5 separate regions of the Homo sapiens genome follow, and all the other regions are linked to region 3. A link is a contact called in ENCODE Hi-C or POLR2A ChIA-PET data. All regions are on one chromosome and are shown on one strand. Each heading gives the region's core, a stretch centred on a gene start or an enhancer-like site at or near the end of the contact. The rest is flanking DNA. Distances are from core to core; before and after follow the strand shown. Region 1 overlaps RUNX3-AS1 (RUNX3 antisense RNA 1). Region 2 holds the start of AUNIP (aurora kinase A and ninein interacting protein). Region 3 holds the start of MACO1 (macoilin 1). Region 4 holds the start of LINC02793 (long intergenic non-protein coding RNA 2793). Region 5 holds the start of RUNX3 (RUNX family transcription factor 3).

What was found. Hi-C counts contacts between places; a loop is a spot of excess contacts on that map. ChIA-PET counts read pairs that join two places held with the same protein, here RNA polymerase II (POLR2A). Pooled maps may share reads with other maps.
Region 1: a loop to region 3 is called in a pooled map, with 4 times the contacts of the local background. The contact joins the enhancer-like site here to the promoter of MACO1 in region 3. A Hi-C loop is called at or near these places in 3 of 37 single-sample maps with no recorded cell type and 5 of 50 pooled maps. POLR2A ChIA-PET finds 5 or more read pairs at or near these places in 3 of 52 experiments (GM10248, activated naive CD4-positive, alpha-beta T cell and naive thymus-derived CD4-positive, alpha-beta T cell).
Region 2: a pooled map shows a loop between it and region 3 (12-fold over the local background). The contact joins the promoter of AUNIP here to the promoter of MACO1 in region 3. A Hi-C loop is called at or near these places in 3 of 37 single-sample maps with no recorded cell type and 11 of 50 pooled maps. POLR2A ChIA-PET finds 5 or more read pairs at or near these places in 2 of 52 experiments (K562 and activated T-cell).
Region 4: a map with no recorded cell type shows a loop between it and region 3 (5-fold over the local background). The contact joins the promoter of LINC02793 here to the promoter of MACO1 in region 3. A Hi-C loop is called at or near these places in 5 of 37 single-sample maps with no recorded cell type and 10 of 50 pooled maps.
Region 5: a loop to region 3 is called in a pooled map, with 13 times the contacts of the local background. The contact joins the promoter of RUNX3 here to the promoter of MACO1 in region 3. A Hi-C loop is called at or near these places in 3 of 37 single-sample maps with no recorded cell type and 7 of 50 pooled maps. POLR2A ChIA-PET finds 5 or more read pairs at or near these places in 4 of 52 experiments (CD4-positive, alpha-beta T cell, CD8-positive, alpha-beta memory T cell, GM12878 and 1 more).

The regions. Positions count from the first base shown.
Region 1 is chr1:24,953,693-24,956,512 of GRCh38, forward strand. The region is part of intron 1 of RUNX3-AS1 (RUNX3 antisense RNA 1); the gene reads left to right. It also overlaps a transcript of RUNX3 not described here. Among named protein-coding and RNA genes, the nearest start is that of RUNX3-AS1, 25 kb to the left of the region's middle. RefSeq lists a silencer at 525-584 and enhancers at 1,081-2,280, 1,322-1,501, 1,542-1,691, 1,732-1,781. Within about 2 kb of position 1,564, at least 5 of the 41 ENCODE cell types and tissues checked have a DNase peak (open chromatin) inside an H3K27ac peak, as active enhancers do.
Region 2 is chr1:25,858,112-25,860,811 of GRCh38, forward strand. AUNIP (aurora kinase A and ninein interacting protein) reads right to left here and starts at 1,346. Exons shown (of 3, transcript NM_024037.3): 1 at 1,169-1,346. The coding sequence starts at 1,246. RefSeq lists enhancers at 1,001-1,626, 1,524-1,753, 1,627-2,252 and silencers at 1,244-1,503, 2,104-2,163.
Region 3 is chr1:25,429,522-25,432,246 of GRCh38, forward strand. It overlaps MACO1 (macoilin 1), which reads left to right and starts at 1,376. Exons shown (of 11, transcript NM_018202.6): 1 at 1,376-1,657. The coding sequence starts at 1,578. It also overlaps a transcript of RHCE not described here. RefSeq lists silencers at 402-841, 1,232-1,891.
Region 4 is chr1:25,039,830-25,042,662 of GRCh38, forward strand. LINC02793 (long intergenic non-protein coding RNA 2793) reads left to right here and starts at 1,338. Exons shown (of 3, transcript XR_947090.3): 1 at 1,338-1,549.
Region 5 is chr1:24,928,729-24,931,600 of GRCh38, forward strand. It overlaps RUNX3 (RUNX family transcription factor 3), which reads right to left and starts at 1,548. Exons shown (of 5, transcript NM_004350.3): 1 at 859-1,548. The coding sequence starts at 1,140. It overlaps RUNX3-AS1 (RUNX3 antisense RNA 1), which reads left to right and starts at 1,729. Exons shown (of 4, transcript NR_183341.1): 1 at 1,729-2,872. RefSeq lists enhancers at 1-488, 137-316, 489-1,222, 2,662-2,872 and silencers at 787-1,226, 1,427-1,896.

The DNA of each region.
Region 1 (2,820 bases), core at 314-2,813, 480 kb before region 3:
CCCTAATTCAAAAATCTAAAATCTGAAATGCTCCAAAATCCAAAACTTTTTTAGGGCCAACATGGTACTCAAAGGAAATGCTCATTGGAGAATTTTGGATTTTGGACTGAAGTATAATCCAACTATTCCGAAATCTGACAAAATCAGAAGTCCTAAATTTGAATGCTTCTGGTCCCAGCCATCTTGGGTAAGGGATGTTCAACCTGTAATGACTGTTAATGTGTGGTTTTTTTTTTTGGAGACCAGGTCTTGCTCTGTCGCCCAAGCTAGAGTGCAGTGGCACGATCATAGTTCACTGCAGCCTTCACCTCTTGAGCTCAAGTTATCCTCCTGCCTCAGCCTCCCAAAGTGTTGGGATTACAGGCGGGAGCCGCCATGCCCCAGCCTATTGATATTCTTGTTGAGGTTCTCAGACATATCTGCATGGCCTCACACATGGAGGAAAGAGACCCACAGAGGCAAAAACAAGACATGGGGTAAAAATAGACTGGAAGGAAACACACCGAATGATAGTGGTTTTTTCTGGGTGTTGAGATTACCGAGCTTATTTTTAAATTTCTTAGATCCTTCAGGTGTTCTACAACGTAAAATGCAGACAGGGTGGGGACGTTGGTTGGAGTCATGTTTTCCCTAATGTTCTTACTGGTTCTAAAATCTTCAAGCTATGCTCTCACCCAAGGCTTCACTTATTATTATTTTAACACTGTGGATTCATAAAGAATGGAAGCCCACACAAGTCCAGGGAAGGAAGGAAAGGCAGACAGAGGCTTATTTTCAGGCCTGGGCAGTTGCACAGGGTCCCTTGCTTAGAAGGGCCTCATGCTTGGTTTCGTGTTCTGTGGTCGCTGTCCTGAAATTCTTACTGATTTTTGAACAAGGGATCCTGTATTTTCATTTTGCACTGTGCCCTGAAAATCATGCCGCCGTCACTAGCCCTGGGATTCTCCCCAGGACAGGTTTCCCTTCAGCTGCTCTAAGCCTTCGCCCTTGTCCTTGTCCAACCACGGACGTGGCCATCCACGGAGCCCTCTACGTGCCTCAGAGCAAGTGTGCTTCGGCTGCTCAGGTGTGTGTCTAGAGACTGATAAAAACAGGGCTCGTGAGTGGGTGCGGGAGGCCCCTGTGGTCTCTGTTCACACACGTACCTACCCTCAAGGCCATGTCTACACTGGCCTATTTCAGAGAACCGCCCTGTGCATCATGGGATGCTTTGCCCCACATCACGGCCCAGCTTGGTTCAGTCCTGGAGCCCTGTGTCCTGAAGCCATGACCAACCCCAGGCCTGGCCCACCTTCTTCCTCAGTCTCCTCTCCCTCAAGCCCTCCACAGGACCCATAAACCTTCCATCTCCATGTAATCCTTTTGTGTGATCCTTCTTCCATACCTTTGCCCATGCTGTTCACTCTGCTTGTACCAGCAAGGTTCCTTCCTCCCCAGATCTGCCCTTTCTAGACCCATCTCAGATTCCACCCTTTCTAGAAAGACTTCAGGAAGTATTTGAGAAGGGCCTGAAGATGCTGTGGTTGCATAGAGGAGGATATGAATCACCTCGCTTAGAGGTATCGGGGAGGGCTCCATGGAGGTGGTGCCCTCAGGCCAAGGAAGAGAAGATATCTTCCGGGCAGAAGGGAGAGTTTGACGGGCTGGTTTGATGTCAGACAGACCACAGGATGACTCAAGGTCCTCTTTCCTCTTCTTAAACATTAGTTGCAGCAAGTCCCACCATCTGCCTGAGTCTGTTTTCATCTCCACAATGGAGGTGGTGATGCCCAGCACACGGAGCTGTGATGAGGATTTAATGGGGAATCCAGAGCATTTATGGAAGTGCCAGGAGGCCAAGATTCTGCATAGGTAGGAAGGACCTAAGCCAGAGGGGTGTGGGTGGCCAGAGGAGAGAGCCTACCTTAGTAGGGCTTGGTAGGCTAAGGTCTGGGCTGAATCTCGAGGCTCTGGAGCTTAGAACAGCATCTGCAACTCCCTGGCTGTCGGGGTTCAGGCAAGGACTGCCTCCTCTCTGAGTGTCAGTTTCCCCATCTATAAATGGAAAGCTGGGACACTGAAAAACACTGGGGGGGAGGGTGGTTCCTGAGGCAGTCTCTCTCCACACATCACAGGAATGTGGCGCCCCAGGGAGAAGGCATCTTTGTCCATTGTGTTCACTTCTGCATCTCCAGTGCCCAGAACAGTGCTTGCATGCAGTAGATGCTCAATAAATGTTCATTGAATGAATCAGCAGCAACCAATTCGCCCACCTCACATCCTAAGTCCGCTGGGGACGTAGGCCCACCTCTCCAGGGAAACTGTCTGCAGATTGGGACCACACCTCAGGTCACAAGCATTTCCTGAGCACCTACTGTATGCATGGCTCTGCGCAGCCCGGGGCAGACCCTTGCTCCACAGCCCGACAGGGCAGAGCCAAGGAGGCAGGTGACAGACACAGTGATTTGGGAAGAAGAACAGAGAGCAGGGTGGCCAGCAGGGCCTTGCCTGGGTGGGAGCAGGCCGTTCCCAGGCTGGAGCTCAGGCTGATGGGAGCCCCAGCTTGCCTGTTCCTGGGAGGGTGGGACTGCCTCTTCCTCTTTCTTTCTCTGAAAACAAAAATTGTTTTCCCTTAAATTTACAAGTATTAAAAGTTTGGAAAATACACAATAATCAAAAGAATATAAAATAAAGGTTACCTGCCATCATGGCGGACCACACAGTATTAACTACTATGGACTTTTCAGTGTTTCCCTCTAGTCTTTTTTCTGAGGTGGCTTTGCTCTCAGAGGTGGCTTTCTCTCCCCCTGGGAAGGGATATAGCTGCTCTGTAGGAGATGT
Region 2 (2,700 bases), core at 96-2,595, 430 kb after region 3:
AACTGAGATTGTGTCACTGCACTCCAGCCTGGGCGACAGAGCAAGACTCCATCTCAAAAAATAATAATAATAAATAATAATAATAAAATGATCAAATTTCTTATCTATAAAACCAGGATAATGACAAAATCTACTTTACTGAATTTTGGTGAGTACCTGCCATTGATAAAGTGTATAAAGTCTCGGCAAAATGCCTGACACATAGAAAGCACTCAATAAAGGTTAGGTATTGTTGTTATTATTTATACACCTCTTTTCTTCCCTATAAGACTGTGAGCAACCTGAGAGCAAGAATCTTGCCCCTAGTGTCTGTTTTGAGCCTGTTTTCCGTATGTAAAATGGGTATCATTACACTATCTACCATATAGAATTGTACCAAACAAGGTAACATACCTAAAACACTTAGCACCAGCATAAAATGCTCAATAAACATGAATGATTATTATGTCGCACTTTTGTTTCTTTACAGTGACTGAAGAGCATCTTGCCTAGGTGACAGACCTGAATGTGATTTCCAGCTCCTTCTAGTTAGGCGGGCCTAGGTTAGTTACTGAACCTCAGTTTCCTCATTCCCAGCAAGAATGACGACACATATAACGCATATTCAGTATCTAATGCAGTATCCGGCACCCAGTGACTGCTCAGTACATAGGAGGCCAGCTCCCCTTCCCATAGCTTCTACTTTTCCCCTCAAAGTTACCGGTTCTGGGCAGGTAGTTGGCCTGCAACTTGGCAAATTGGGTGGAAACAGACCCCGGGGTGAGAATTTCCCCAATTTGCATTCGCATCCATCTCCCAATGCTCCAGCCTCTACTAGGACGTCTCGCAGGGACTGTGGCCTCCTAGGGAGCCTGGTCAGTTCAACTGCTCCGAGCGAACTTTCCCTCCGCCTCTCCCACACCTGAACCTTCGCCGCCCCTCCCTGCGCACCGCTCCTCCAGACCCCCCAACAGCACGCTCTTTCCTTCCGTCCCTCCCATCCTCCCCAAGCCCCGTTTTTCAACCTTCTTCAGACCACAATCCCTCTCGCCTGTGAATCCCCAACGCTGTTCCCTTCTCTGTCCCCGACTTCGCTTTCATCATCTCCAGGTGTCCCCCAAACTCCTCCCGTCTTACGCCTCCAGGCCCTACCTGGTTCCCAACGCCCTCTCATCCCCCAGCGTCCCACCTGCACTTTCCGCCTCTTCAGCGCCGCCGCGTCCAGCCACACGCCGCAGGCCTCCTCCTCGGGGCCTGTCCGCCTCATGGCCGCTGAGGAGACGAAGCCGGCAGGACGCCGGCGCAGGCTCCCGGCGCCTCAGGGAACGCCAGAACCGCGGCCGCCGACGTTCGGATCTCGCGCCAACGCTGGGGGCGGGGCTACGTCGCGACCGCCCCGGGCGCCAGCCCCGCCCCGGCAAGGCCCTGGCCCCCTTCGCTGTGCCCCGCCCACGCACTAACTTTCGCGGCCGGTCCCTTGAGTGCGTGCGGCATATTTCCCTGCGCGGAGGAGTGCGTGTTCTTTCTGATCCGCTCTTTCAAGAGCGGATTCGGAAGCTGCTGTGTGAACGGTTCTCGACAGCCTCAGAAATGTACATTTTCTTTTTGCTGTATTGAAAATTTCTTACAGTATTTCCCGGGCTTAGGAATTTGTTCGTGTCATCGCTGAATCTTCGCGATCACCCCCAGAAGGAAGTGGCTGAGCCGAGATCAGGCCCGTCGACTCCAGACCAGGGGTCCTCGACCTAAGTGGTTACCAGACACTCGAGTGTGCGAACAACTTTGGTAATTTTTTTTTTTTAATGTAAGCGTAACTACGAAGCCACATGGGAGAGGATTTTGAAGAGGTTAAAATTTGGGGTCAGGAACTAGATTTCAGTCCTGCTTTCACCGTTTACTGTGCCTTGGATTTTAAAGAGGATCAAATGAGGTTGTGAAAGTACTTTGTGAATTCAGAAAACCCCTTGGAAATGCAAAAATGTTGGCACCCCCACCCATCCTTCCGTCCCTAACCACAATCTCCATAGATGGAATATATGTACATTATACGTAATGTTTACATATTGTATATGTAAAAAAAATTTTTTTTTGAGACGGAGTCTCACTGTCGCCCAGGCTGGAGTGCAGTGGCGCTATCTCGGCTCACTGCAGCCCCGCCTCCTGGGTTCAAGCGGTTCTTCTGTCTCAGCCTCCCTAGTAGCTGGAAGTACAGGCGCACGCCACCACACCCAGCTAATTTTTGTATTTTTAGTAGAGACGGGGTTTCACCATTGGCCAGGCTGGTCTCGAACTCCTGACCTCGTGATACGCCTGCCTCAGCCTCCCAAAGTGCTGGGATTACAGGCATGAGCCACCGCGCCCGGCCAAAAATTTTGTAATTTTTTTTTTTTGGTGGAGGGAGGATAGAAGCTCAGCCACCTCTTGCCCAGTCTGCAGCAGGTCAGCCAGGAACCTCAACCATCTCTGCAGCCAGAGCCTGTCTTCATGGTGGACAGAGCCATCTCGCTTTGTCACCCAGGCTCGGGTACAGTGGCACAGTCTCAGCTCACTGCAGCCTCAACCTCTTGGGCTCAAGCGATCCTGCCACCTCAGCCTCCCAAGTAGCTGGGACTACAGGTGTGTGCCACCACGCCTGGCTAATTTTTGTATTTTTAGTAGAGATGGGTTTTCGCCATGTTGGCCAGACTGGTCTCAACTTCCTGCCCTCAGGTGATATGCCTG
Region 3 (2,725 bases), core at 126-2,625:
AAAGCTACTGGATAGGACATTCTGCAATATTTTCAGAAATATTTATAAAAGCTGCATTAAAACATGTAAAAATGCTTATGTTAAAAACAGTATGACTACTATTCTAGTATGACTACTATTCTAGTATGACCACTATTCTATTTAATAGCAATAGTAACATTATCATCCATAGGGGAAAATTGGAAAACAAGCAAATACAATAAAATGTCAACTGTATTTGTGTTAATGTGATGAGACTCATTGGTGTTTTTTCCTTTTCGGCCACTTTCCTACATTTTCCCCAGTTTTCTCTAATGATAAACATTCTTTTTATTTCTCTTAAAAAAAAACACCATGCGGACTTTTCTAAGTGTTACTTTGCCATACGTACGTGGCAGGGGAGTTATAAGGAGTAAATGAGCAAATACACGCAAATTACCCAGCACGGTGCCTGGCATAAAATCGGCGCTCAATGAGTACGAAGCGTGAAGGGTCGCCGGCCCCGCGTCCCCGCCTTGCAGGAGCCCGGACCCGCCGAGCAGGCTCCCGGTCCGGCCCGGCCCGGCCCGGAGGCCGATGCTTCGCGGTAGTGCCCTCGCGGGTCCTGCGGACTCGGCGCCCGCGGGGCCCACAGCGCTGCCCAGCCTGTGGACGTGGAGCCCGGGCCGCACCGCCGCACACGCCCCGGGCATCTCTGCGCTACGTCGCGCGCCCCCACGGCTCCGCCCCGTGGCGTAACCCGGGGCGGGGCCGCCACCTCCGATTGGCCGGCGCGCTGTCACCACGTCGCGGGAAGCTGGCAGGGTGTGTGTCTGTGTGCGTGTGGGGTTTGCTTTGTCATTCGTACCCCCGGTGCGCGCTGACGCGGTCGGCCTGGCCGAGCTCTCCAGCATCCGCAGAAGGGTCCCCGGCGCTGTTCCTGGGATGCTCCCTTACATAATGACGCGACTGGCTGAAGCGCACGTCAGCGCAGACACCGCACATGCCGCAAACCCGGGCCTTCCGATTTCATACATTGCTAGACGAGAGCCTACAATGCCATGCCGTACGGTATGCTCTAGTAGGGATTACAATACAATGAAACGCAACCCAATAATAATAAAGCATACCTTCGCAACAAGGCGTAATATAGGATGTTATATTTATAGGGCCTATTTATAAGCCTCTATTTAAATCTTTTCTGATAGGCTCAGCCGGGGACCCAGACACTATAATGATTGGCGCATTCTTCCGTCCTTCAAAGGGGCGGGTTCTAGAGTCAGTTTTGCCTCAGCGGGCCCTGGGATTGGCCGACAGCGGTTTACCGGTGGCTTCTATTGGCCTCCCGGGCCGTCCGTCGGAGCCGAGGAGGCGGGGCAGGCGGCTGGCTGGTGCTGGGCGGGCGGGCCCCGGAATTGTCATTTCTTTGTTTCCGAAGGCGGAGGAGGCTCCGAGCCCCCCCTCCCCGTGCTACCCCCTCCCCCCGGGTGCTGGCTCCATGTCTGTGTGACCGGCCTCAGGGGTAGAGTCCAGGCCCGACGCGGGGCGGGCCAGCGGCGGCGGCAGCTGAGGTGAGAGACGGCGGCGGCGGCGCGGGCACCCGGCCCCCCAGCGGGAGGATGAAGCGGCGGAACGCCGACTGCAGTAAGCTCCGCCGCCCCCTAAAGCGGAACCGGATCACCGAGGGCATTTACGGCAGGTGAGCGGCTGCACCCCCACTCCGCGGGCGCGGGCCCTGCGGTCCCCCTCCAGCTCCGAGGGGCCTGGCCCCGTTATGTAACCCCGAGTAGGCCGCACGCCCGCGCCGGGGGCTCTCCTAAGGAGCGCTGGCCCCGGAGCCGCTGGCCCGCCCGCCGGGGTCCGCCCCGGGTGCGCGGGGCGTGGCGAGGGTCGGCCCGGCCGGGCGGGCAGGGCGCGGCGGGCGCTGGCTGAGGGAGCCGCCGCGCCGCCGTTGGAAGCGCCGGGCCCGCCGGGGGGAGGGGCGGAGAGCCCCCAACCAGCCCGGCGTTCCTCAGCATCCCGGCCATGCCGCTGGGCCGGGAGGGCCGCTTCCGGGACCTCTGACTGGCCGCCGCTGGCCCCCGAGCCCCCCGGTGGCCTGGGGGCTTGCCGGCCGGAGCCAGGAGGCGCGTGGACCACAGCGCGGGGGGGTGGGGGAGGCTGACAAAGTTGAGAGCCCACTGTGGCCCCTCGTTCCCCCAAGCTGCCAGCATACTGGCCTGGGGCCATGCTGTCACTTCTTTCACCTTCTGCTTCCCATATGGGATCTCAAACTTGGCACCCAGGGCTGAAGCTGATACCCCCAAATCATGCCCTGTGGCCCTGCTCCAGATTCGGAAGGGTCTGATGACCAGTTTTTCAGCAAATATTGTTTTGACAATTCCAAGCAGATAGCTTGCTTTGAACGTTTTTAAAAAGGGATTTTCTCCAAACTCTTTTTTTTTTTTTTCATCCGCAAGAAAAGCAGTGTCCCTTTAAATAGAAATTGAATTCAGTCCACCGGTAGAGAAAGACAACAGGTTCATGGGGCAACTTACTATCATAGCTTCCCCAAGTCGATTTGTGTACGACTGTTATTTTCTGGTTCTTCTCAGAATGTTACTTGTAAATGGTATTTGCCTTGATACAGATTTCGGTGGAGAAGTAATTAGTTTACAAAGAAGAATTCTCAGCATGTGGATGTAGGCTTAATTGAGTCCTCATGGTGTTTTACAATTAGCTTCTCTAGCTGTGGGATTTCAAGAAATATGTGAGGTAGCTGATGACA
Region 4 (2,833 bases), core at 88-2,587, 390 kb before region 3:
GGGGACACATCAGTTCCCTCCATCTCCCATGCCAGACCTGGCAAGTCTGGGCAACCCAACCCAAAGCCTCCCCACTGTTCCAACAGCCTGGGGGACTTAGCTGATCTAACATCCACCCATTCCCATTTAACAGATGGAAAAACTGAGCCCAGAGTGGGGCCAGGACATACCCAACATCATAGCGCAGATGAAGACACAGCCAGGACCAGAACTCAAATCTCCTACACCAGTGGGCTTCCCCCCTGAGCCTGAACATGGAGTCACCACTGGCTCAGTGATTACTGAGTGGAAAGGGATTCGAGACGGCAGAGCACTGTGCAGAGATAGCTGGGCATGAGGGGAGAGAATGCAAGCCTCAGCTGGGAATCGGGACTCTTGGATTCTCATCTTCTCAGATTGACTTAATTCACCACTTCAGAGAGGTCTGTGCGTTCACTTGTTCATTGATTCATTTATTCAACAAATGTCTTCTTAGGTAACCTCTCTGGACCTCAGTCTCCTGATCTGTAAATGGGCAGAATGCCTTTCCCAGGATGGTTGTGGAAACAAATGAGAAAACAAATGGGCAACTTCTGGTGACTGCGCACAGGTGCATGCGTGGTTGCAGCAGATGGCAGTGCCGCCCGCGTGCCTTGGTTATTCCTGTGGCTCATGCCCATGGGAAAGCTTCCAACCACAGCACCTGCAACTCCCCCTGCCCCACAACAATGTTCTCTGGTCAGTGGTTGGGGGCAAGCCAGAGTCCTGGGAGTTAGCACACACCTAGGAGTGACCCTCAAGCAATGTTGGAACAGAGCCGAGGAATACACACTCAGCTCCCTCCCCGCTCAGCTGGGGTCACTCAGGTGTGTTCTACGCTGTCTTCCCAGGGTCCCCAGTGGGATGGAGCCCCGGTTGCCCACAGCTATAACTTGCTGGCTAATGCATATTCCTCCCTGGTTTCTTCCCCACCCCCTTACAGGTACTCCTTGGGATCATAAATGAACTACCTGCAACTCACATCCTAGTGTGAGTTGCAGGGTCTGCTTTCAGATCAGCCCAAACTCAGGTATGAACACATCGCATGTCATCTCATCTCACCTTCACAACACCCCTGGGAGGTGGGCCTGCTGCCCCACTCTACAGAAACAAATGCTCAGAAAGCTTAAGGTCATTGTCAAGAATATGGCAGATCTGGAATTTCTCCCCAGGACTGTCTGTCTCCAGAGCCAACACTCAACTATCACGTTATGCATCATCCCACCTCACCCCCAGGGACCTCCCTCATAATGGAAGCAGCAGCAAAGACTTCATAATGAACAGCACCAGGTAAGTGCTTGTGGAGATGAGAGAACTGCAACATTGCCTGTTGTCCTGCAGGCAGTAGTCCCGCAGCAAGCCAGCATGCTTTCCTGGGGACATGATACCTGAGCTGGGCGTTTAAGGATGCACTGGAGTTGTCCAGGTGGTGAATAAGAGAATGCACTCCAGGCAGAAGGAAGAGCAGGTGCAAAGGCTTAGAGACACGAAAGAGGGTGTTGTATTTAAGGAATGCCGGAAAGCAATGAAGGTGTGTGGGGTGTGATGCCTTCAGGAGAGGGTGGGAACCTTTGCTCTAGAAGTAGGCCTGCATTGCCCCTGGTGGGCTGGGCACCACCCTGCTCAGAAGGCTTCAATCAGGCACAGGTGTGGTCAGATGTGTGGCTCTGGTGGCAGTGTGGAGCAGATCATGCTTGATACATAGTATATGCTCAATACAGATGTAGTCTTAACTATTAATTTTTTATTTTATTATTTCAATTTTGTATCTAGTTTGTTTTTGTTTTTGTTTTAAGACTTCTGTACCCCCAATGTCATGAATAATTACTTTCTTCTAAAAATTTTAAATTTTGCTCTTTCCCATTCAGGGCTTTGGGTCATCTGAAATGTACGTTATGTTTGGTGTGAGGTAGGAATAGCATTTTATCTCTTCTGTGTGAAGAGCCAGTTAGCCTAGCACCATTTCTTTATTAAATAGGTTGCTCTGTAAATGCTGACGTCTTCCACGTTCGAAGTGCCCATTTATAAGTGGGTGCGTTCAGAGGTTCTCTCTTCCATTTTTTGAACATCCTCCTTGAATCACTACACTTTATAATAAGCCATCGTCTCTAAAAAGACAAGGCTTTCTTAATATTCTTCTTCAAATTTGAGTTGGTGTATTAGTGCTACGGGATCTTTGGGGTGTCACTTTTCTGGCCGGAAACCTCTGTGTGGCTGCTGCAGTGGGGCAGGCAGCTCCAGGTGCCAGCACCAGTGCCAGCTTTCTGTGAGTCTGTGGTTGGACCAGGTGCATTGCAAGCAGCATCCACAGCTGGCACTGGGAACATAGTGGCACCTGGAAGCTTGGAGATGCCAGGAACCACAGGGACCCAAGGAGGGAGTCATAGGTCTGGCTCAGGGAGCACCCAGGCCTGAGCTCCCTGAAGGGCTGCAGCTCCTCTCTCCTCTTTGCCTGTGGCATGGCGAGCAAGGGACATATCTCAGCCCTGTTTGTGTTACAGCTCTTTAGCCTTGCCATTCATCAGGTCCTGAGTTCTTGTCCTGCAATCCAGAATAATGAAGTATGCAGACAAGTGGAGGGTGAGCAAAAGGAAGAGGAGCTTTACTGAGCAATAGCGCAGCTCAGAGGAGACCTGCCATGGGTAGCTCCTTTCTGCAGCCAGAGTGTCTCGATGAGTGTTCAGCTCCTAGCAGAGCGTGTAGTTCCTGCAGGCAGGTTCCAACAAGTGTTGAGGTCTCAGCAGAGAGGGTAGCTCCTCTCTGCAGCTAGTTGTCCTGACAAGTGTTCAGCTATCAGCAGAGAGGGTTGCTTCTC
Region 5 (2,872 bases), core at 298-2,797, 500 kb before region 3:
GTCACCCGGGAGACCTCAAAGAGCCACTCTTCCTTTTTTTCCCATTTAGAGTCGTCTTAATGGGAGCAGGGACGGCCTCAGCTTCCAGCCACCTCGGGCAGCACCACCCCCAGCCGCCGGCCCTTCCTGCCCTGCCCTTTTCTCACGGCAGCTGTGAGAGGTTTAGGGGAAAACCGAGGCGTTTTCGTTTCATCTCGCTGCCCCCTTAAAAAAATGAAAATGAAACAGTCGCCTACTCCCTGGCATAAAGAAAAAGGTCCTCTAAATGGCTGGGGGCTGCCAGGGTTAGGGGTCCCCCAATCTCAACTCGCCATTCGGGACGCATAATATCCCCGAGCAAACGTCTGGAGAGCAGTGCCCCGATCCCGGCCTAGCGCCGTCCGGTAAAATTTCGGAAGCCCGAGGGTGTGAGCAGGAAGCTTTTGCGAAGCGGCGCGGGAGGAGGGGTGCTGGAGGCGGAGGGTAGGCCCTTTCACCGTTCGCACCCCACCCGCGGTGTCCTTGCCCCTGTCCCGGGATCCTCTTCTCCGTTACCCGCAGGGCTGTATCTGAGCGATCCGGGTTAGGGGGGCGCAAAACCCCATCCGCCCATTTCCGCACCAACGTCTCTACGCAAGGCGCCCCAAAACCCAGGTGGAGCGGGGCAACCCCGTTAAAAGTCATTCCTGCAGGGCGCATCCAAAACGGAACGCCGAGGTCCCGGAGCCGAGCGCGCAGCCAGACTGAACCGGGTGCCCGGGTGTCGCCGCGGCGTCTCGGGCACCTCCCATCCCCACTGCTCCCGAGGCTCTGGCTCCCGCAGCTCAGACGCCCGGAGCCCCAGGGCCGGCGCCCTCCCGCCCCGGGTCCCGCACTCACCTTGAAGGCGACGGGCAGCGTCTTGTTGCAGCGCCAGTGCGAGGGCAGCACGGAGCAGAGGAAGTTGGGGCTGTCGGTGCGCACGAGCTCGCCTGCGTGGTCCGCCAGCACGTCCACCATCGAGCGCACCTCGGGCCGGGCGCGCCCTCCGGGCCCCACGGCCGCCTGCGCGCTCAGCGCGCCGCTGTTCTCGCCCATCTTGCCGCCGCCGCCGCCGCAGGGGAAGGCCGGGGAGGGAGGTGTGAAGCGGCGGCTGGTGCTTGGGTCTACGGGAATACGCATAACAGCGGCCGTCAGGGCGCCGGGCAGGCGGAGACGGCGCGGCTTCCCCCGGGGGCGGCCGGCGCGGGCGCCTCCTCGGCCGCCGCTGCCGCGAGAAGCGGGAAAGCAGAAGCGGCGGGGCCCGGGCCTCAGGGCGCAGGGGGCGGCGCCCGGCCACTACTCGCCAGGGCCCGCCCGCTGCGAGGCCTCGCTGGCCCGACGGCCGCCCGCAGCCTGCCCGGCTAGTCCCGCATCCTCGGCGCGCGGCCCCGCGTGCGGCCGCCCCTCGTGGCTGTCCCGGCTGCCTGGGCCGCGGCGGGGCCCGCGCGGGGCTGTGCCGCTGCCGCCGCCTCCCGCCCCGAAGCTCGCCCGCGGCCGCCCCGACTCCGCGGCCGCAGCCCCAGAACAAATCCTCCAGAATCAAGTGGCGGGGCCGCGGCCGCCCGCGCGGGGTTAGTACCCCCGGGGCCCGCGGGGCGGGGCTGGCGGAGCGACGCGTCGCACAGCCAATCGGCGGAGCCCCCATCGCGGGCACCTCGGTGGCGTTCGCGGGGAGGAACGGGGCCTGCCGGAGGCCGCCCAACGGGGAGGGGCGGAAGGCGCCACCCCGCGGAGGAGGCCCCAGTGCCACAGCCCAGGGCCCCCGAGAGCTCTGGGAGCCCGGGGCAAATGCTAGAAATTTGCTTAGAACGTCCGGGTCCCACGGAAGGCGCCCTTGCCGCCCTCTCTCGGGTCGTAGCTCCCTGACGCTGGGGCGCAACCCCTTCGCTCCTCCTCCCCGCTGGCCGCGGCCGGGCTTCCCCAGCTCTTGCTGCTTCGGGCCTGTGACTTCTGCAACCCCGGGCTGGGGGCCGCGGGGTCTCAGGGCCGGTGACGCCGCACTGGGAGCCGCCCCAAAGAGGTTACTCACCTCCCTCGTCCCGCACATTATTCTGACCCAAGAGCCTCCACCCCACACGGGATTTTGCGCGTCGTCCACGCCCGGCCGGCGGCCTTTGCTGCTCCCAGCCCTGCGCGGCTTTGGTCCCAGCCTCGGTGGCCCCTGTGCCAAACCGGGGACAGGCGGAAGGGAGTCTCCTAGGGACCCTAAGTAGCCTGGGGCCAACAACCCCTTTCCTCTCTGCTCTCCCCTCAAAACAAGTTTCAGGATCTTGCAGGCCTCGCGGCGTCGTTCTTCGTTGTGGCGGCCTGTGGCTCTTTGAAAAACACGACGAGGCCTGCAAAATGCGTTTTTCTTTTTTTCCTTTACGCATGTAACCACGGTCCTGCATCGTGAAACGGTACGCGCGTCGGTGGCAAAAGAAAAACAGCAGTGGCTGCAAAGCTAAGGGCCCTCGCTTTCAGAGGAGAGAATTTTCTTTCTCCATGCGGGTGGAAAGTGGCCTCTGCGGGTCCAACCCCACTTCTTCTTGGGCCCGTGCGCTCCGGCTGCGCCGCAGGGACCGCGGACAGCTTCGCCAAGGCACTGCCTGCCCGCCCGGCTCCGGGTCCCCGCTCCCACTCCCAGCCGCGTGGCCCAACCTCTCCTGGGCTTCACTGCAAATCACCCCTTCCTCTCCCGCCTCCTAAGTCTGTCGAGCAGACCTAGGGGCCGGCTACAGTTGGGAGGGCAACGGGAAAGATCAAGCCACAATCATTCCGAATTATCGCCCCAGACACCTCCCTAGACTCTGGGGAACGAACGCGTGCTGAGCCTCCCCGCCGCTTTGGAGACGGGGCTAGATTTTCGTTGCCTCCGGCTCTCGACAGGTGC